Linked DNA regions of Homo sapiens: region 2 is linked to region 1. The links are chromatin contacts, found by Hi-C in ENCODE. All regions are on one chromosome and are shown on one strand. The core of a region is the stretch at or near the end of the contact, and the rest is flanking DNA. Distances in the headings are between cores, read along the strand shown. Region 1 holds the start of ADAMTS17 (ADAM metallopeptidase with thrombospondin type 1 motif 17). Region 2 overlaps ADAMTS17 (ADAM metallopeptidase with thrombospondin type 1 motif 17).

Evidence for each region. A loop is a pair of places that touch in the nucleus more often than their neighbours do. Pooled maps may share reads with other maps.
Region 2: a map of OCI-LY7 shows a loop between it and region 1 (2.5-fold over the local background). The contact joins the enhancer-like site here to the promoter of ADAMTS17 in region 1. A Hi-C loop is called at or near these places in 12 of 168 maps with a recorded cell type or tissue (Caco-2, OCI-LY7, adrenal gland and 8 more) and 16 of 50 pooled maps.

The regions. Positions count from the first base shown.
Region 1 is chr15:100,339,276-100,344,370 of GRCh38, reverse strand. It overlaps ADAMTS17 (ADAM metallopeptidase with thrombospondin type 1 motif 17), which reads left to right and starts at 2,396. Exons shown (of 22, transcript NM_139057.4): 1 at 2,396-2,550; 2 at 2,962-3,332. The coding sequence starts at 2,472. RefSeq lists an enhancer at 3,544-4,062.
Region 2 is chr15:100,199,409-100,204,503 of GRCh38, reverse strand. ADAMTS17 (ADAM metallopeptidase with thrombospondin type 1 motif 17) reads left to right here. Exons shown (of 22, transcript NM_139057.4): 8 at 5,081-5,095. Among named protein-coding and RNA genes, the nearest start is that of ADAMTS17, 140 kb to the left of the region's middle. RefSeq lists enhancers at 2,013-2,550, 3,322-4,087, 4,088-4,854. Within about 2 kb of position 2,568, at least 5 of the 41 ENCODE cell types and tissues checked have a DNase peak (open chromatin) inside an H3K27ac peak, as active enhancers do; they include OCI-LY7, adrenal gland and body of pancreas, where a contact is called at or near this core.

The DNA of each region.
Region 1 (5,095 bases), core at 1,147-3,646:
TTTTTTCGGTGTGCCTCATTCTGCAACTTGATTTTTTAAAAAATTCGATAACTGATCTTGGAGATCTGTCCATGTTGTTACATATATGAGATTTTTGTATTTCCTTTAATTAATGGTGTTCAAGTAGCCGTTTATGTAACGATGAACATTCAGGTTTTTGCAATTTTTTGCTCTTAATAAGGTGCCCTGGTGAACAAACATTCTTGTACATGTGCCAGAGTTTCTCTGGAGTAATTAACCAGCGTGGAATTACAGAGTTGTAGAATGTGTGCATTTTTAGTTTTATTAAAACTAAAAAGTAAAACTTTAATTTTACAGTTTGCCCAATTGTTCCTCAGAGTGGCTGTGCCAATTTATACTCTCCACCCCTAGGTAGGAGAGTGTCCTCTCTAATTCTTGATTTTTCTAAGCTCTTTAATTTTGGTTAGTTGGGAGATAAAATAGTATCTTTCTGTTTTAGTTTTCATGTCCCTATGGACTAATTTTAGCATTTGAGCATCTTGGATAGGTTCTTGATAGGTTGGTGATGGCTACTTCAGGCTGACTTGCGCTTGTGAGGTGGTGTGGCCCATACTCCATGGTTTTCAGTGGCAGGCCTTAGAAATGGCTCTTTTTGACAAAAAGATTCACTAAGAAACTTACTGTGATATCTTTAAAAAAATTAATATTTTGTGAGTACGTAGTAGGTGTATATGTTTACAAAATGTATATACATGAAATTTTTTGATATGGCCATACAATGAGTAATAATCCCATCAGGGTAAATGAGGTGTCCATCACCTCAATCACCAAGGTTTCTTGTGCTGCCAGAAAATGCTACTGAGCTGTCAGTCATCTGAGGTTGTTGACCTGGACAGAGGCAAGGGGGAGAAACACAGCCCCAGGCCTGGCCAAGAGCAGGACCTGTGCAGATGCCCCCAGAACTGTAGGTGCCAAGCAGTGAGGGCAGCCCCTTTTGTGGCAAGCCTCTGTGGAGGGTCACTGTTCAGCCTTGGGGTTCATTATATTTCGGGGAAGGTGGCCAGTGTTATAGATTCCTTCAGATGATATGTAATCCTGTGATGAATTTAGATTCCGAGGCTTCAAGCAGCATCCAGCGGGGAACTATAACCTTTCTGCTATGATAAAATGGAAAAGAGCAGGACAGGGAAGGGACGGGAAACCTGAGATTGGTTATGGTTACACTTAATTGTTTTTTTTGTTTTGTTTGGTTTTGTTTTGTTTTTTTGAGATGGAGTCTTGCTCTGTTGCCCAGGCTGGAGTGCAGTGGCACAATCTCGGCTCACTGCAACCTCCACCCCCCGGGTTCAAGCGATTCTTCTGCCTTAGCCTCCCGAGTAGCTGGGACTACAGGTGTGCGCCATCACGCCTGGCTAATTTTTGTATTTTTAGTAGAGACAGGGTTTCACCATATTGGCCAGGCTAGTCTGGAACCCCTGACTTCGTGACCCGCCCGCCTTGGCCTCCCAAAGTGCTGGGATTACAGGCATGAGCCTCTACAAGATGCTATTCAGCAAGCTAATGGAGTCACCTTCCCTGCAGACCTCAGTTATATTGTGGCAGGAAAGGATCAACTCATTCTGTTTCTGGGAGACTCACGTTCAAGGCTAGGCTTTGGGACTTTGTGCCTCCGTTTCCTAACCTGTAACACTGAGTCCTGCTTCCCTCGGGGCGGGGGGATCCTGCTGTTAATAAGAAGCACCAAGCCAGAAATCAGGATCACAAATTCTAGCCTCTGCTCCAACAGGAACTCTCTGGGTAACTTCAGCGTTTTTCCTTAAGCTCTCTCTCTTCCTCAGTTTTTCAGTCTGTAAGAGGGTGTGAGCATGCGTGTTGCACTGGCTCCTGTGGGATTAAAGAAGACAGGAGGTGTGAAGAGTTTGGATAAACGCCGCGGATATAGCCTTCAGGTGCTAACTCAGGTGTGCGGGAAAGTGGACTGGGAGTCTTTGCGGCCACAAACAACTAAAACCTAACTTCAGATGTAAAGATTATATGCAGTTTTGGATGAAACCGCTTGGCCGGGGCGATTTCCGCCCTACCTTCCCGGGAAACTGGGCAGCAGGCTGAGAGAGTTCCAAAATGAGGACAAGCTCTGAAGACCAGCCCCGCATCCTCCAGCTCTTCCAGGGTCCCACGGCTCCGGTCGGCTCCCGCGCGCCACCTGGTGCCGTGTCCCCGCCACTGCCCAGAAACCACGTGTAAGAAAGCGCTGACAACCTAACTACGCACTGTGGTTTCGACCCATCCCAACCAGTAGGGAAGGAGGAGGCGGGGCGGAGGAAAGCGAGGGCCCAATCCCCTCCCGCCTTCCGAGGGGAAGGCGGGGCTTGGGGTTTACCACGTTGGGTTTGTCCGCAGCGCTAATTACTTTTTCCAAAGGCTGGAGGGCTTCACTCCGGCTGGCGCCGCCGCCTAGCGCGCTCCTGCTTCGCCGCCACGGTCCGGGGGGGCTGCCGGTCCCGGGTACCATGTGTGACGGCGCCCTGCTGCCTCCGCTCGTCCTGCCCGTGCTGCTGCTGCTGGTTTGGGGACTGGACCCGGGCACAGGTAGCGCCCCCTCCCACAGCCCTCTTCACCCCGCGTCCTGCGGCTACCTTCCCTCTGCGTTCTCGCGGCGTCCTGGCGGCCCGGGGGCGGCGGCGGGACCGCTGACGGCGCCCGAGCGGAGGAGGCGCGGGCCGCGGCCGGAGTACGGGAATCGGGTGGCTCCGTGGCAGGCGCGCCGCCGCCGGGTCTCCGCTCGCCGATGCGCGGCGCCGTTCCGGGAGGTGCTCGCGCGGCTGCGCCGGAGACCCTCCCCGGGTGGCGCGGGCCAGCGTGGAGGTGCCGGGCGAGGGAAGGGAAGGCAGCGCCGGCTCCGGGTCGCGCTGTCCCCGCGCTGGCGCGGCTGGCGGCCAGCGGGAGGGCGGGCGTCCGGGCGGGCCCCGCCGCGCTGACGCGTCTCCTCTCTCCCCGCAGCTGTCGGCGACGCGGCGGCCGACGTGGAGGTGGTGCTCCCGTGGCGGGTGCGCCCCGACGACGTGCACCTGCCGCCGCTGCCCGCAGCCCCCGGGCCCCGACGGCGGCGACGCCCCCGCACGCCCCCAGCCGCCCCGCGCGCCCGGCCCGGAGAGCGCGCCCTGCTGCTGCACCTGCCGGCCTTCGGGCGCGACCTGTACCTTCAGCTGCGCCGCGACCTGCGCTTCCTGTCCCGAGGCTTCGAGGTGGAGGAGGCGGGCGCGGCCCGGCGCCGCGGCCGCCCCGCCGAGCTGTGCTTCTACTCGGGCCGTGTGCTCGGCCACCCCGGCTCCCTCGTCTCGCTCAGCGCCTGCGGCGCCGCCGGCGGCCTGGTACTGCCCGCGCCACCTCCGGGTCGGCCCGTCCGGTCTGTTGCGACGCAGAGTGGTCGCCGTGGAGGGTGGGGGTGGGGCGCCTCTGCTGGAAGTCCAGCCTCCAGGGGAACCGGAGGGAACCCCCTGCCTTTCCACCTCTCCCCATCCCCCACCCCGGCCTTCGGTACCCTCTATAGGCAAAGGGGGTGGGAGGGGCAGCATCCCAGTCCAGCGCCTCTGCAGCCCGTGGAACCCGCGCGGAGCTGGGGTTGCGTGGGGTATACGCCGCCCGCTCTAGGGAGCGCAGATCTGGCAGGGATGAAACTGTCAGGGCCCTGGACAGAGGCGCCTTGGCCCCAATGTAGAGAACACTGCATCTGCACCGCCGTGTCAAAGTGTATGTCACGGGAGTACCTGTGTACGTGTAGGTGTTATGTTCTTGGACTTGGAGGTGGGGGAGTGGGCATTCACCTCCCTTCCTTTTGAGTCTTCTCTCTGTACCTGGAACAGGAAGTTTGGAGAGGTACCCAGACAGGCCACGGCTCACCCCACTCTTCCTAGCTGAAACGTAAGAAACAGGAGAGAAAGGGTGTTTGTCTTTGCTTCCTTATACTATTAGTAGGCATTTATCTGGTGCCCACCCCCAACCAGGCCTGAGGGGTGTTTACATTGGTGATAAACCCTATTCCTGCCCCCAGGAGCTCCCTTGCTGTGGCAGTAACTTCCCTGCCCCGAAGTTCCTGGCCTGTTGCATTTGAGGCACCCGGAACAGGTGCTCCCAGGGGGAGGGGGGGTTCTTGTGTGCACTTGCCCTGCCTGCGCGCACACTTGATCATGTGGCTACACTGGCGCCCAGACGAGCACTCAGCTTCTCCATCGTGCCCCGAAAGCCGCACACATGGCCGGCAGATGGGCTGCCCCCAGCGAAGCTTGGTATGGACCCAGAGCATGAACCGCAGGGGTTCTCTGTCTTCTGTCATGACTGGCCTCTGGGGAGGCAGTTTCTGATATTAGTTTGTGTCTGTCCTTCCCAGGCACAAGAAACTGCTCCCCACACCTCCACCTTTTCTTGTGCCACCATCTAGAATTCTCCAGCCCTTACTCACAGAGTCTGTGGCGAGTCCTCGAGAATCTACGAAGCTAGAAGGCTGGGGGTGCAAGGTCTTATGTGAGACCTCTCTTTCTTCCCAGTCCTGCGGGTATCTCTGTGTGTAGTTTCCTAGATCAGTCTGGCTCTCCTTTCAGGAATTTTCTGAGTTCTGATTAGGGTATGATAGACTTTTGCTCAGCTGGGAAAAATAGGCAACTTTGGTGAAACAAGGAAAGTGATATAGACCCTTGGAGGGGGCCTGGTAGGAAGGAGCTAATGTGGACCTGGGGCGGGGAATGTGGACCTGGGGCGGGGAATGTGGACCTGGGGCGGGGAATGTGGACCTGGGGCGGGGAATGTGGACCTGGGGCGGGGAATGTGGACCTGGGGCGGGGAATGTGGGTTGTAGGCAAGGAGGCTTAAGTAGGAGTGAGAAAGGCTCAGATCACTGTAGGGCTCGGGTCAAGGCTGTATCATGTTCTGGGAGGGACTGGAAGGGCCACATCATTTTTCCTGTTTTTGCCAAAGTGTTTAAAGTCTAAGTCACATCATTGTACTGTACATGGAAACATCTGAATCCCATTTGCTGCGGTTTAGTGAGTTTCTGTAGAGGTCAGAGTTTATACTTCTTGGTGTAAAGTTTCCAGCAAGGAGCTATCTGTGAAGGCGCCGAGGTGGAAAGCTGGATAAC
Region 2 (5,095 bases), core at 1,319-3,818, 140 kb after region 1:
CCACATCCACTTAGGTTTGCAAGAACACAAGGACTTGTCAATGAGCCTGAATCTGCAATCCAATATCCATGACTATGGTTGGTGTATGGCAGATGCCACATGCTCTCTTGTGACTGACAGCTTGATGTCCCAGAAATAACTATGACGGTGTTTGGTAGTTGAGCAGTTGGTGGGAAAAACTGAGCCATCTCTCTCAAAGGCAGACCCTGTAAGGTTGGACTAATGGGCAGCAAGGCCACCAGCTGCAGATGGCTTATATGCAACAACTTACTGCATCAACCAGAGTTTATACAGTTGTTTGTTGTTTATTCCTTAAGTCTAGAGAGAGTCGAGTGGTCAGCCCCTAGATAAAGAGTTATGAGCTTCTATCATGTAGTTTTCTACTGAAAAAGAACTAATTAAGTCTCTTCACCCAATTTTGTCTACAAAATTATGCTTCTACTGAGAAAAGGAAAGGAAAGAAGACAAATGAGCACCTGTGTTGTGCTGGCATGGATGGGAAGATGGGTCACAGAGCTAGTGGATGGGAGCCTCTTCTCTCGATAAATTAAATGAGCTTCTCCAGGTGTCAGAAGAATTCATTACACCCCTTCTTTTTTTTTTTTTGAGACAGAGTCTTGGTCTGTCACCCAGGCTGCAGTGCAGTGATGGATCTCAGCTCACTGCAACCTCTACCTCCCGCGTTCAAGTGATTCTCCTGCTTCAGCCTCCAGAGTAGCTGGGACCATAGGGACCTGCCACCATGCCTGGCTAATTTGGGTGTTTTTTTGTTTTGTTTTTGTTTTGTTTTGTTTTGTTTGAGAAAGAGTCTTGCTCTGTCTCTCAGGCTGGAGTGCAGTGGCGCGATCTCGGCTCACTGCAAGCTCCACCTCCCAGGTTCATGCCATTCTCCTGCCTCAGTCTCCCAAGTAGCTGGGACTACAGGCACCTGCCACCACACCCGGCTAATTTTTTGTATTTTTAGTAGAGATGGGGTTTCACCATGTTAGCCAGGATGGTCTCGATCTCCTGACCTCATGATCCGCCTGCTCGGTCTCCCAAAGTGCTGGGATTACAGGCGTGGGCCACCACACCCAACCAATTTTGTATTTTTAGTAGAGACAGGGTTTCACCATGTTGGCCAGGCTGGTCTTGAACTCCTGACCTCAGGCGATCCTCCCAGCTCAGCCTCCCAAAGTGCTGGGATTACAGGCATGAGCCACCGCACCTGGCCCACACCCCTTCATTTTTACCCTCTGTGTTTCAGATTTTTTCAAGAGTGTGTTTGTTGTCAGGGGTATAGTAGAGTTGGAGTGAGCCACCATTTAGGACACAAGCACACGCTTGTTGTCAGGGGTGTAGTGGAGCCTCTGTTTCCCCATCTATAAAATGGGACCAGTCATGCCTGCCAAGCAAGGGAGGGTCGAGTGTTCAGAGCAGTCAAGCCCATTAGAGGCACGACTAATAAATTCCAGTTGCCTTTCTGCCTCCGTTTTGTTACGAGAAACTATGCAAACATGTGGAATTGATGTTTTTAAAAATTTTTAAATAAGTTCTGTGATCTGTGGAGAATTTTAAATCATAGAAGGCTGGATGTGAAAGCACCACTGCAGGGTCTAAAAGCCTCTCCCCAGCATAAGGCAATTCCAGTTAACTCAGAAGGTTCCACAGTGTCAGCACTGAAATTAGCAGAGCTTTGTCACAGACCTCAGTTTTTAATAAATCAATACAGAGAAAACTGGTTTTTCCTCATTTCTTGACAAGCACCAGCATATGGGGATTTGGCGGGTTTTCCCAGCTTGGTGCCTTCTGCAGCCTGAGACGGTGGGGGTATCTCTGAGTCTCCAGGGCTCTGTCTTCCCTAGACTGCAGTTTCTTTTTAGAAACATGGAATAGTGGTGGGCTTTGTTTTCTGCGAAGCTGGATGGCTTAATTACTGTTTACTCCCCCCACAGCTCTTATTTTACAACAACCTGGGATTTTCTCCAGACTTTGTTTTGTGCATTCTAAGCATTTCCACCTCATCTCTCATAAACACACAGGTCTTGTGCTCTGTTATCAGGAGCTGTTTCTTTTATGTGTTTTTCCTTGCTCAGTTTTATGACCAGGCTGGTCACGACTGGAATAAATCATTAAAAGCACTCGACCTTGATCCACCTTTGTGCAAGAGCATTTCTTGTAAATAAACTGATTCTTTGTTTTCTAGTTAAAAAAAAATCATCTGCACCTTGGAAAAATTAAAATGCAATTATTGGAAGGCTCCTTGCTTCACTGTTCCACTAGCATTGCACGTTACCTAATTAGAGTGGAAAGTCAGGGCTGCCTTCTCCGAGTGCTGAGTGTGGCTGAGGCCAGGGGGGATGTGTTTGTGTGGCATTTGAGGTCTGCCGGTTCTGCATCAGAGCCCGTGGTGGGCACACTCAGGACAGGAAGCTCAGCACATCTGGCCTTATTATGTCTCCCTTCCCCCTCACCAGGCAACTTCTCCAGGGCGTGCAGATCTGATTGTTTCTAATTGATTCATTGACCCAGAGGGGCTGCAGCCAGGGCTGGGCGGGCACTGCTGGGTGTGTGTCTGAGCGTGTGCGTGCACCCACGTGGGCCGCGTGCACATACCATCAGGGCTGTGTAGCAGTATTCCATCTACTCACTGGTAGACTTGTAAAAGCAACCCACAAAACATTTTTAAACAAAACCCAGAATAATGACCTTGAAGGCACCGAGAAACCACATCACATCCTTTCTGGTTGTCGTGTTGTTTTTTTTAATAGTCTGCATTGCTGGGTTGTGACATCCACGTGGCCACAAAACCATCTTGAGGCAAAATAACATTTAATTTGTTCTTTATTTATTTTTAACTAAGCACATTGCATGTTTCCAAATAAAAATAGACCCACAATGAGGTACCTGGGCCCAGTGTGTGAAACATGAGCCCTGGAGCCGCACCTCTGCGGAGCCAGGCCATGTGAGCTTCCTCTGCGCCTTTTGGAGCGGATGAGGAAGGAGGATGTATTAGTCTGTTTTCATGCTGCTATAAAGATACTACCTGAGACTGGGTAGTTTATAAAGGAAAGAGGTTTAATTGACTCTCAGTTCTGCATGGCTGGGGAGGCCTCAGGAAACTTATAATCATGGCTGAAGGGGAAAGGGAAGCAGACACCTTCTTCACAGTGCAGCAGGAGAGAGGGGGGAGGGGAAGAACTACCAAACACTCCTAAAACCATCAGCTCTCATGAGAACTAACTCACTGTCCCAAGAACGGCGTGGGGGAAACTGTTCCCATGATCCAATCACTTCCCACCCGGTCCCTCCCTGACACATGGGGATTACAATTTGAGATGAGATTTGGGTGGGGACACAGAGCCACACCACATCAGAGGGACCACCCTGTGTATGGCTGAACTCTGCACCAGTTTGATTTGGACATCAGCAAAGAGGATGTTGGTTTAGCTCTTTGGGGGCAGGAAGGAGGGGTCATTTTTAATGAAATGGTTCCCCTGTCCCATTCTCTCCTGCCCTCTGCCAACTCCTTCCCTCCTGAGACACCTCAGGCAAGTTCATGGAAGGAGCCCTTGGAAAGGAGCAATGTGCAGCTCGACAGAGGGACAGCCATGGGGGAGAGCAGGTGCAGCTCGACAGAGGGACAGCCCATGGAGAGCAGGTGCAGTTCGACAGAGGGACAGCCCATGGGGGAGAGCAGGTGCAGCTCGACAGAGGGACAGCCCATGGGGGAGAGCAAGTGCTCCTTCCTGGTGGCCACAGCCCATCCAGGGCATGGAGTTGACGGGCAGAGTCCAGCTGTATTTAGCCGTCATCCGCCCCATGGCGCTATGCCAGCAGAGCCACTGCCCACCAACCCCCAATGTGACTGCACAGCCAGGGGAGCACTGAGCTCCTATAGCCACCCCATGCCACCATCCGCTTGCGTGTCACACAGGGGCATATCGAGGAACTGCCTTCGGGGTTAAACGCCCACGGGAGGGCGGATGTCAGGTTTCCTAGCGAGCCCTGTTGAGATAAGCCCTGTGGTCCCTGCGGGGCGAGACATGTCTTTCCTGGGTGCGGGGAGTACTGTGGTGGGGAGCCCTGGAGAGTCAGCCCCCAGAAGTGCGGCCGGCATGGGCTCGCCCTCCCCACCCCTGCTGTGGCTGCCCTCCCAGCATTCCCCAGAGGGGCCGGCACCCAAGGGCTCCATGTCATCCTATGCGTCCCTCTGCCAAAGCCACATTCTTCCCCTGGAAAACACCTGCCCCTCCTGCAGTGGCTGGCCTGCCGTCCCACCAACACCACCCATCCTTGGGATGCGGCCTCCACTGCCCTGCATTGCGTTTCTCCTGGTGTGTGTGGTTCAGGTTTCCTGTGTTAGGGTGAGATCCTTAGGTGCGAGCATGTGTGTGTGGAGACACACGTTTGGCTTGTGGGCTGGTGCTCACTGAGGACTTCAAGACCCTGGCTCTCCCAGCGCTGGCTCCGCTTCCTCTGGGTCTTCCTCTCTCAAGGGCTCCTGAAGCATTTTTCAGAACATTCTGTGCAGCCTTCCGGGGCGTGCTGTCCACGAGACCCAGCACAGACCCCGGCTCACGCCCGGGATGCGCATTGTGAGGAGGCGCTCCCTCTCAGGGTGTGCGGGTGCAGGGGCATCGCCTGAGGGGAGTCAGGGCCTCTTAAACCTTGCACCCTCGGTGTCTTACCTGGCTGGCTCACCTGGTCCCAGCCCTAGGCGCTGAAGTTAGACAGATCTGGCGTAGGATCGCAGCATGGAGTGCCCATCCAGGTGACCTTGGGAGAGTTACCTTTCCTTTCCAAACCTCAGTTTCCCTCATCCTGGGTCACGGGGATTAAGTTAGGTGCTATGGGTACTCTACTCAGCACACCCCCGACGCGTATTAGATGCCTGATGGATGCTTGCGGTGGTTATTGTTTTATTGGGTGAACACAAAAGCATCATACACAAACCCTTCCCAGGTGGGCTGAGGCTCATAGTCACCATTGTTGCCGTGTGCCTGCCTTGATTGTGCATGACGTTGACCGTGCGGACTTGCCCGGTGAGACCAGGGCCTCCCACGTTCTGAAGAGGATGTGTTTTGTGTCTCTGCTGCAGGAATTGCTTACTTAG